Regions from separate parts of the Homo sapiens genome. Here region 2 is linked to region 1. Evidence: read pairs that join two places in POLR2A ChIA-PET (ENCODE). Cell type or tissue: MCF 10A. All regions are shown on one strand. Links, peaks and the distances in the headings refer to the core of each region. The heading gives the core; the rest is flanking DNA.

The links. ChIA-PET counts read pairs that join two places held together with the same protein. Peaks named below come from ENCODE experiments on the same cell type or tissue, not always from the same donor. Only the 100,000 strongest peaks of a DNase experiment are listed, where the experiment ranks them.
Region 2: POLR2A ChIA-PET joins it to region 1 with 6 read pairs; 4 of 35 experiments call an interaction of 5 or more read pairs at or near these places.

The regions. Positions count from the first base shown.
Region 1 is chr13:33,938,249-33,943,641 of GRCh38, forward strand. It overlaps a transcript of RFC3 not described here. Among named protein-coding and RNA genes, the nearest start is that of RFC3, 120 kb to the left of the region's middle. RefSeq lists an enhancer at 2,538-3,037. In MCF 10A, for the core only: no CTCF peak of the experiment used is centred there; a DNase peak (open chromatin) is centred at 2,853.
Region 2 is chr13:34,034,750-34,040,142 of GRCh38, forward strand. The region is part of intron 1 of LOC124903153 (a long non-coding RNA gene); the gene reads left to right. Among named protein-coding and RNA genes, the nearest start is that of RFC3, 220 kb to the left of the region's middle. In MCF 10A, for the core only: no CTCF peak of the experiment used is centred there; no DNase peak of the experiment used is centred there.

The sequences.
Region 1 (5,393 bases), core at 54-5,053:
ATAAAGTAATTGCAAGTTTGCAAATTAACTATGTTGGCATATTCTTCACTTCCTCAAGGAAATATGCTCTATCCCGTTTTTAAAAATCATAAATATATTTTTTAACTTTTTATTGGAGTTTGACACACATTCAGAAAAGTATAAAAATCATAATAATCAACCGGATAATTTTTCACAAAGTAAAAACCATGAAGAAGCAACAGATTAAGAAGCATATCATCATTTCCCAGGGATAACCACCATTCTGATTTTTAACACTATGGTGTTAAAAATCCATTTATTTGGTCTGTTTTGGAAACTTATACAAGTGGAATCATACAGTATGTACTATTTTGCTTCTGTTTTTCTCAACATTGTGTCATATATTTGTGATTTCTTCATTCTCATTGCTAAATAGTATGCCATTGTATGAATATATCACAATTCACTACATTTCAGTTTTTTTTTGCTATTACAATCAGTGCTACTATCAACATTTTTGTACATATCCTTTGGTGGACAAATGTATGCATTTCTGTTGAGTGCTTCTGAAGAGTGGAAAGCTGGGTCATTGGGGATGCATGTGTTCAACTCTGGTAGCTACAACAAAACAGTTTTCCAAAGTGATTATACAAATTTACACTCCAACTGGCAGTGTAATAAGCTCTTCAATCTTTCAGGTTTTTGCCAACAATTGGGATTTTTCAGTTAGTTTCTTTTTAACCACTCTGGTGTGTGTGTAGTGGTATCATATTAATGGTTTTGATATGCTAATTATAATGATGATTAATAAAATTGAGCATCTTCTCATGTATGTATTGATTCTGTAGATCCTCAACATGAAGGGCATGCTAAGGTGTTTTGCCTATTTTTCTGTAGGGATTTTACCATTATAATATTAATTTGTAGTTTTAAAATATATGAATATATATTTTGTGGCTTGTTTTTTCACTTGGTTAATCACATATTTTGATGAACAAATATTTTTAATTTAAATATAGTCCAATTTATCCATCCCACCTGAGTCTGTGCTAATGAGATGACTCAAGGTAGAAAGACCAAGTTGACATGAGAGTTGGAACTTTCAGGCCCTTCCACCACCCTCTGGGAAGAGTGGAGGGGAGGGAGCTGGAGATTGGGCTCAGTAAAAACTCTTGACAGTGAGGCTCAGAGAGCTTCCAGGTGGGTGAACACACCAAGGTGCTCGGAAGGTGGTGCACCCAAGAGGGTAAGGAGGCTCTCTCTGTGTGACTCCCTCGCTCTGTATCTTGCCATGTGCATTGCTTCCATTTGGTTCTTCCTGCATTGTATCCTTTATAATAAACCAGTAAATGTAAGTTTAAAAGTGTAAATAAGTAAGTTCTGTGAGCAGCTCTAGCAAAGTATTAAACCCGAGGAGGGGTGGTGGAAACACTTGCTTTACAGCTGATTCATCAGAAGTACAGGTGGCTCAGGGCTTGAAACTGGTGTCGGAAGCGGGAACAGTCTTGTCCTGTCGAGCTCCTTACTTTATGGAGTCTGTACTAACTCTGGGTAGATAGTGTCAGAATTGGATTGAAGTTTTGGACACCCAGCTAGTATCTAGAGAATCAGAGAATAGGTTGTTGGTGTCAGAGAAAACACCCCAGAGAACCAAATTGTCATAATTTTCTCTTGTCTTTTTAATATTTGTAAGATCTGAGAGGGTGCTTCTTTTGTATATTTCTGTTATCAGCAATTTATGTTCACTCTATTTTTTTCTGATCCATCTTCGTAAAAGTTTATCCATTTTATTAATACTTTGATAAAAAACTTTCATGTTACTGATTTTCTGTATTGAATAACTGGATTTTATTCCATTAATTTTTATTCCTAATTTATTGTTTTCTTCCTACTGCCTTACTTTTTATTATGGGGGAGAGTTAATTTGTTGAATTTTTATCTAAATTCCTAAATTGAATTCTTACATCATTAATTTTGAACCTTTCTTCTGTTTTAATATGTTAATCAAATGTTATAATTTTTTTTCTAAGTATGACTTCAACTGCCCTCCACAAATTTTATTATATCTGATATTTACTATCAGGTTCAAAAATTATTTGTTTTTTCATTGCAACTTATTCTTGATCCATGGAACAATTTAAGATTATGTTGCCTCATTGCCAGACACATGGGGATGATTTCATCAGAGAATATTCTCTGGATAGTTTTGGTTCTTCAAAAATTTGCTTTATAGCCCAGCATGTTGCTAATTTTGGTAAATGTTACATGTGCGTGTGAAAAGCATGCATATTCTCCAGTTGATGTGCATAGTAGTCTGTATATACCAAGTGTGTCAAGTATGTTCATCATGCTGTTGTCATAGCCATTATCTTACTATAATGTTTCTGTTGAAGTCATCAAATATTTTTATGTTTTTATTTCAATTTCTATTACCTTGTCTGTCATATCTTATTTTATTGTTATTTAATGCTTACCCTGACTTACCGTAGTCTAATAAAATTACTTTCATCAATTCTCTGATCATGCTGAAACCTTACAATAGTTTAGAAACCTTATAATAGTTTAGAAACCTTACAATAGTTTAACCCCATTCATCTACATTCTGCCTCTCACATTATTGCCATCATATATTTTTATTACGTTATGAACTCTGTAGCACGTTACTATTATTGTTTTGTATAGCCAACTTTAATTTATATTTATCCACATATTTACAACTTTCTGCTGAGACAGCCAAATGCCTGGGCAGATAAAAATGGGTCCCCAGAGAATCTCCGACCCAACCCACAAGTGTTTACATCAGATGCTTTTGTGCAGATGAGGAAACCTGCCCAGGGTTTTGTCAGGGCATGCCCACAGTGGATGGGAGCTGGACATGCGTACTGAGGGAAGTGGATGGAGCTATGGGGAATTCCTGCCTTAAGCAGGGGAGGAGGCTGTTCTCTTCAGCAGGGGTAGTAACCTGGGAATCAGTCTGTGAGGAGGCGGGCCTGTTAGCAGGACTCCGTCTCACTTTCCTGAGAGATTTTTTTTTTTTCCTTTTTGCCCAATACATTCCTCTCTAATCACCCTTCAATGTGTCTGCGCACCTAATCCTTTCTGGTCATATGACAAGAACCTGGTTTTTTCTACAACACTGCCACCCTTTATTCCTTCTTGCATTTTGTGTTTCTGTTTAGGAATATTCTCCTTTAGCCTAAGGAATTTCCTTTAGTAATTATTTTAGGAAAGTCTGATGGTGGTGAATTTTCTTAATTTGTATTTGTCTGCAGCATATTCATTTTACCTTTGTTTCTGAAGGTTATTTTCAATTGCTATATTATTCTAGTTTGGCACTTTGTTTTTGGCACCATAAATATATACTTTTATTGTCTTTTAACTGCCATTGTTTCTGTCAATAAACCAGCCCAATCTTGTTTTCTTTCTTCGAAGCTGCCTGTTTTCTTTGGCTATCTTTAAGATTTTTCTATCTTTGGTGTTTAACAGTTTGCAATTATGTGACTAAGTGTAGATTTAAGGTTTTTTTTTTCTTCTTAGTGTTTATGAAACTTCTTGAATGTATGGGTTGAGAGCCTCCATCCGATTTTGAAGATTATAGGCAAACATCTCTTCAATATTGCTTCCACCTCATTCTTTGTGTTATCAATTGAGGACACTGATCATGTGTATTTTAGAATTTTTAAATATCTCCCATACATAACTTATGTTGTTTTATACATTTTAAAATGTTTTTATCCTTTAATTTGCATATTTTCTATCTTCCTGTTCAGTAATATCATTTGTTCAGGGGAGCCCAATCTAATGATCTGTTGAATTGTCAATTTTAGATAAAATTTCTATTTGATTTTTAAAATATTGTCTACTTTTTCTCTAAAATTCTCTTATCTTTTTTTGTACATTAATTATAGCTGTTTTAAAGTGTGTGTTTGATAAATCTAATGCCTGCATCACTTGTTGGTTTGTTTCTGTATCCTATTTTATATTCTTAATAATGCTTCTTGGTATGCATTGTAATTTTTTTGCCTTTTATTTTTGTTTTTTAGTAACTAATATTAGCAACAATAATGACTAATGGCCTGAAGACTGAAGGTATTATTTTATTTTATTAATTTTTATTTTTAATTCTTACGAGTACATAATGGTTGTCTATATTTACGGGGTACATGCGATGCTTTGATACAGGCATACAATGTATAATAATCAAATCAGGGTAATTGGGGTATCCATTGCCTCAAGCCTTTATCATTTCTTTGTGTTAGGAACATTCCATACTTTTTAATTTAATGCTAAGGTACATTATGCACTTAGAGTTTCAACATCAATGGCAGTGGGCTCATCCATATTTCACATACTCTTCTTAATTGTTTCACCCTTTTTTACAGACTTCCTGTGATGTCTGATTAAACTCTTGTAGTTTTATACCATAATAAGTTTATAAACAATACAGGAGCAGAATAAATATCAGCACCATTATTGTTGTTTTGGGGTACATGGTACTAATTCATAGATCCTCCTGCTATTTGAATGATAGGGTAATTAACATCTTATTTTTTTTTTATCACGTTAGCTGTATACTTGTAGTCAATTTATGTAGTGAGTAGATTGAATTGGAATGCCAATGGTTCTAAATTCCCTGGAGAAAATCTTGAGAAGTCTGGTGCCCACCTTTAGCAGTTGGCCTGTTCCAATGACATGAAACCTTGACTGCTAAGGTGCCATAAAGCAGAGCTGTTTCTGCCTTGGTGAATGGAGTGAGGCATAGGAAACACCTTCAGAGTGGCTCCCATCAATAATCATTGGAGAATTTCATAATTTTGATTGTCAAGGTCAATATGTGGTTGTTTCCATAATTTTAGTCAAGGCCTTTAACAAAAAATAGCATGTGAACTAGTATGTTTATTAATGACATTTCATAATTTACTTTAGCATTCATTTTTCATTGATGGGCAGGGATAAGCCCTGCCTTAGATTCTGCAAGTTTCTGAGGCATCTTGCCTCAGAAATAGACCTAGGGTCTCTATTTTAAGCATATTACATATGTTAACTTCTTTTAACTTCATAACACGGCATAAGGTATGTACTATTTTTATTTCTAGCCTACAGGAAATAGAAGCCTGTACTAGTTTTCTGTTGCTGCTTAATAGATTACCACAAACTTACTGACTTAAAACATCATACATATTTTCTATCTCACATTTACATGGTCAGGAGTCTGAGCATGCCCTACCTACATGGTTTTTGCAAGGTTTCACAAAGCTGTCTAGAAGTGAAGATTAGGAATGTTTCCAGCACAAAGACATGATGAATATTTGAGGTGAAGGATATCCTAATTACCACGATTTGATCATTATGTATTGTGTGCATGTGTTCAAATATCACATGCACCCTATAAATATGTACAATTAATACGTATCAGTCAAAAATAAAAGATG
Region 2 (5,393 bases), core at 187-5,186, 97 kb after region 1:
ACAGGTACAGGGCTCTGTGAGGCTGAATATCAAGTACAAGTACAGGTATAGGACTCTGTGAGGCTGGGAGACAGAATAATTCCTAGAATTCACACAGGATTCACAATATACAGAGCATCAGGTAGACTACTCAGGAAGATGTTGCCTGAATAATTGGGCTAAATTAGCCCCAAACAAAAGGCTACTCTAGACCTGCCCTACTAAGGCTTAAAAGAAAATGCTGAAAGAATCAAACTTGATCCCGGGTAAATTAGCTGTATGCCAAAGTCCAACAATATTAAATGTACAAGATTTACCACTTAATAAAGATTACCAGGAATGTAAAGAAGTAGGAAAATATGATTTGTAATTGGAAAAAAAGTTCATTCAAAAGAAGCAAACCTGGAAATTTCATATATGATATTATTAGCACATAAGGATTTAAAAATAGCTACTATAAATATGCTGCATATATTCAAGGTATAGGGAAAAAGACAAACATGTTGAGAGGATAAATGGAATATGTATATTTTTAAAGATTCAAATAGGACTTCAAAATATTAAAAAAGTATCTGAAAAGAAAATTTGATGGGATTCTTGCAGATTAAACACTGCAGAAGAAAAGATCAGTGAATTTGAATACATAACAATAGAAGCTACAGAAAATTAAACACAGAGATGAAAGACTGGAAAAAACAGAACCGAACATTAGTGATTCTTTGGGACCACATCACGTGGACTAACATGAAAACAACTGAGCTCCAGAAGTGGGGTGGATAGAAGTGTCTGAAGAATAAGATGCGGAGGGGATTTATTGGCCTGTGAAACTAGAAGGTGGACCTACGTGTAAGTGCTCAAAAGATGTCAGGAACATCCCTGTTTCTTCTCTCATTTCTGTTTTCTCCTGAATTTTAGCTTCACTGTGCAGGGAAGCTTTCTCCATGAGAGAGGAATGTCATTTAACAATAACATCTTCACAGCCCCCAGTTTAGAGATCCTAAGAGAAGAGGACAGCTCCTCCCTGCCTGTGAATCAGTCAATGCAGGGAAGGGCTCCAGCTGGCCCAGGTTGAGTCATGTGTTTACCTGGAGCCGTTCTTTATATCAGAGGGGTGAAGAATTCTGACTGCTCTAAGCTGAATCAGATATCATACCATGTGGGACTCACAGCCTCCACAACCAGATGGAATGGAAAGAGGAAAATTCTCCAAAGGAGATGAGGGCACCAGGGGAATAAAGATAACAGGTGGCCCAAATACCATCCTTCAGATTCAGCTCATCCAAGGGCTTTTTGTGCAAACTGTTTCTCCTGAAATACTCAACCTTGCATTTGCTGATTCATTTCCATTGTGTCATCCGTGTGTCATTGTGTTGAGTCTGTCATTTAGCTCTCCGTCTGGCTCATATGAATTTTTCTCTCCAGCTAGATAGTAAGGCCTTGAAAAGCATGACCATGTCTTATACATTCCTTAATCTCTCCCAGTGACTGGCAGAGTGTCTCTCATTTAGTAGCAGAATAAATGTTTGTTTTGGTGAATCTGTTACAGAGACTAGTCAAATACTCCCATTAAGCTGAGGAGAAGTTAGATTGAGTAAATACCCTCAGCCTGTGTCATCATGAAAGAAGACTAAAGTGTTCATAAAAAGCTAATTGGTAAGCAGTTTGCAAATGAAAAACTGGTTTCTTTTTTTTTTTTTTTTTTTAACTCTTCTCTTATTAGGATCCCCAAAGCTGTGATGACAATGCCAGGAGCAAAGAAGTAGCTTTTTTAAATTTCTTGATGCCCAGACCATTTGGGCTCAGGCAGAGTGTGTGTGTGCCCACATGATAGGATTCGATGGGTACTTGAAATCCTTCTTGCCCTAAATATCCTTCCTTGCATCCTGAAAAATCCTTCAATTCAAAGTCAATTATTTTTGATTAAGATGCTGTACTTCTTAAAGAACCCTTTAAAATACAAATACCCGAGTAAAGCAGATACTATGATCCATTAACCTTTTTGCCTAAATTTATTTCTCCAAGTGGCTTTAATCACTTAACAGAGCCCTGAAAGAAGGGGCAGAAGGACACAGACATTGCTTGGCCAATGGGGAGGTGGGCATGTGGATGTTGGGCTGCTTTGGGGAGGCACATGGCAAACCCAGTGCTTCAGGCACATTATGCAGCAGGAAGAATGTGCATATTAGACATCTGGGGGCATGTATTTAAAAGGGACATTAAAAAGTAAACAGGTGAAGTGCTCTTCTCACCACTCTTGTGTAGAAAAAGACCCTTATTCTTTTAGTATAGCTATGATGGCAAAAGCTAAAACAAACCAATAGAAAGAACAGGGACAAATTTGGGTTGATTCCCTTATTCTAAGACAATTGCCATGTGGTCACAGATTGGCAGAGCCCATATGGATCGTCCGGTAGAGGTCTGAGGGCCACATCTCTTTGACCTCCACTTGTCTTGGCTACTTGACCCAGAACCATCAGGGTTCAGCCCTGGGCACTCTCTTCCTACTTACTTCTGTCAATTTCATTCTTTGTGGCCTTTAGAGGCTGGAGGCAGAGTTTCATTTTTCCTGACTAGGATACTGTATTTATTCAATCGCCCCTGTTTAGAGAAAAAGAGTGGGAAAGAAATACTACAATATAGATTGCAAGAGATCAGTTGGCAATATCAATTGTAAGATCTACCCTCAATTTCAGAGTTTTAAAATGGAAAATAATGTGCATCTCAGCGTTAAGGAAACACAGTAATAAGTTGAACAGTAGAAGGAAGCGGGTTGGTAGCTATTACTGGGTAGATGAAATCTTTTGGAATTAGGAGCTTTCACATCATCACAGAGAAGACAGGCATAGAAAAGCTCTCCTACCTCCCAGGTATAGCAGCCAGATTTCTCAAGGAAGGTTCACAAAAGAAAAGCCCCTACACAACTGTGCCTGGGTGACATCAGATTTCTGGAATGCAGAGGCTCATGCTTTTAGGGGCTAGTGCAAAGCCTCCAAATCAAAGCCTGAATTAGGAAGCTTCAAAGCTGGGAGCCCAACATCACCACTAACTACCCAAGAGGAGAGGCAGAGAGACCCCTCCTCTTCCAGGACACACAGGCCCGCTCGGCTTGGCAGCATCTCACCTCCTCTAGGCTGGCTCCCTGACAGTCCATGAATATTCAGTTGGTGTTACTAAGTGATTCCATTCCATCTTAATCATCTATTTGGGGACACTGCATACTGCATTGGTCATGATTTCTATGGTGTTTTTTGCTCTCATTTGTAAATAGCTTTCAGAAACCTGAAATGAAATTGCATTTACTTTTCATTTTCCTCCTTCAGTCTGAGTCAGCTTGACTTGGAATCAGCAGTACCTTCTGGCCCTTTTAAGCAACCTTATTTCCACGATGGAGAAAAATGATCATTCTGCAGGATACTGTGCAACGTAAGGGGACTGCACGGGAAGACAAGAGTGAGGCCACTGTCCCCACACTACTCAAATGAGCTCATTTCCGCCATTCCTTTCAGCTAAGAAAATGTGCACCAGCTCAGTTGCCTCAGATTAAAATGCATAAGTATAATTTCCTTGCACATATTTTAATCTGATTAGCATTCAGCCTATGGAAGTCCCCATTCCTTCCCCTGCTCTCTAATAGCTTCCCTTTCTAAATTGTGTCCTCTCTTGTAGAACTCAGGTGCTCATATTAGCTTTGCACAATTTTAGCTGAGAACAGAGGGAAGGAAATCACCAGGGTAACATTGGCCGCCCACACTGCAGTTTGTGTGTGTTTTAAGAGAAATAAGAAGCAGATAGACTGTTCCTCCTTAATGTCTGTAATAGGCTAAAATTTCCCAAGATTCTGTGTTTTTCTTAAGCAAATATGAAATTTAACCGGAGCCACAAAGGAGGGGGGCGTTATTTGGTTGTGAATGACCTAAGAGGAACAGACTGCAAAGCAGTATTACCCAAGAGGAGCAGTGCAAAGTCAACACAAATGCTTTCTTTCATGTGGCCCTGGGTATATCTGAATGTAAAGTTTAGGCAGAGTTTTTTTTGTTTTTTTTTTTTTGTTGTTCTGAACAGAGGCATATTAGGAATGTTTAAAATATCTCTATTTCAGATATTTGACCCCAAGTCTTCTGTTTAGTTATATATGGAAACAGAGCTCACCTGAGATATAAAAAGAAGCGGTTGTTGCTGCTCTGGTTTCCTGTGGGGACACAACTACTCCTTGGCTCCTGCCCCACCCCCACTCAGGTTCTCAGCATCTTTGTTCTGTCTCGATCTGCCTTAGGTCCAGTGTGTCCTAAAGCTCATGTCCCCGCCTTTCCCTTCTCCCACCACACTTCTGTCCAGGTGGACCCATTCAATGGATGTCCCATTCTTTCAGTGCCTTGCTCTCTCCTTTTTAAGCAGCCAAAGGTAACAACCTTCCCCCCAGGTAACCTTCCGAGGATGGGTTTTATTAACTCAGAGAAGGAAGTAATGCCATCATTGAGCTTAAAAAAGCTCTTAGGAATTTACATGCTTGTCATTGGAAAGAAGGCAGAACATTAAGGAGACCGAGGATAGAATCCTGATATGGCCAACTCACTATGTAAGTCTGAACAAGTGAATTAATCTATCTGAGCCTCAGTTTATTTATCTTCATAATGTGATTATTAATTTTCATTTCATAGGATGTTGTAAAAGTTAAATTAGATGCTTTTTACAAATATTCTATTTGCAGGACGTGGTATAAACATACCTACATTACATCAACATTGGAGGCATGCTATTTATCTGGTTTCCTGACTTGATACCAGTTTTATTTGCCTACAGAATTATTTTGAGTGCCTTTATAGGTTGGAAATGCTTTTAAAATGATAAAATATCATTAAACTATGAAACAACACAACATTCTCCTCCTCCTTCTTCTTCCTGTCCTTTCCCTTCTCTTTTTCCTTCTTCTTCTCTTCCTCCTCCTCCTTCTTCTCTCCTTCTTGATTAATTATCAAGACAAATATCTAAAAGTCAGTTGTGAATCCTCTCTACCTTTTATCCCCAGCATCCAGTCCATCAGCAAGTCCCATTGACTCTAATCCATGATATACTTCCTATACATCTCCACTGCCATCACCCCGGTCTTAGCCACCACCTCAACAGCCCTCTGCAGGCCTCTCTACAGGCACTCTAGACCAGCACTGCTGTGCAGCCACTATTTGGTGAGGATCCTTTTACTCACAGACAAACACATTCCTCACTGATCCACCCTTTCTAGAATATAGATGGCATCTTATCTGCCTTGCTCACCACCACACCTTCAGGACTGAGAACAGTACAAACATACAGAAGGGCTCAACAAAGACTTTATGAATAAATTGTATTTATTAATGTGCTCTAAGCACAATCCTATGGGGCAGGCATTATTAGTGCGCTTTACAAATAAGAAATCT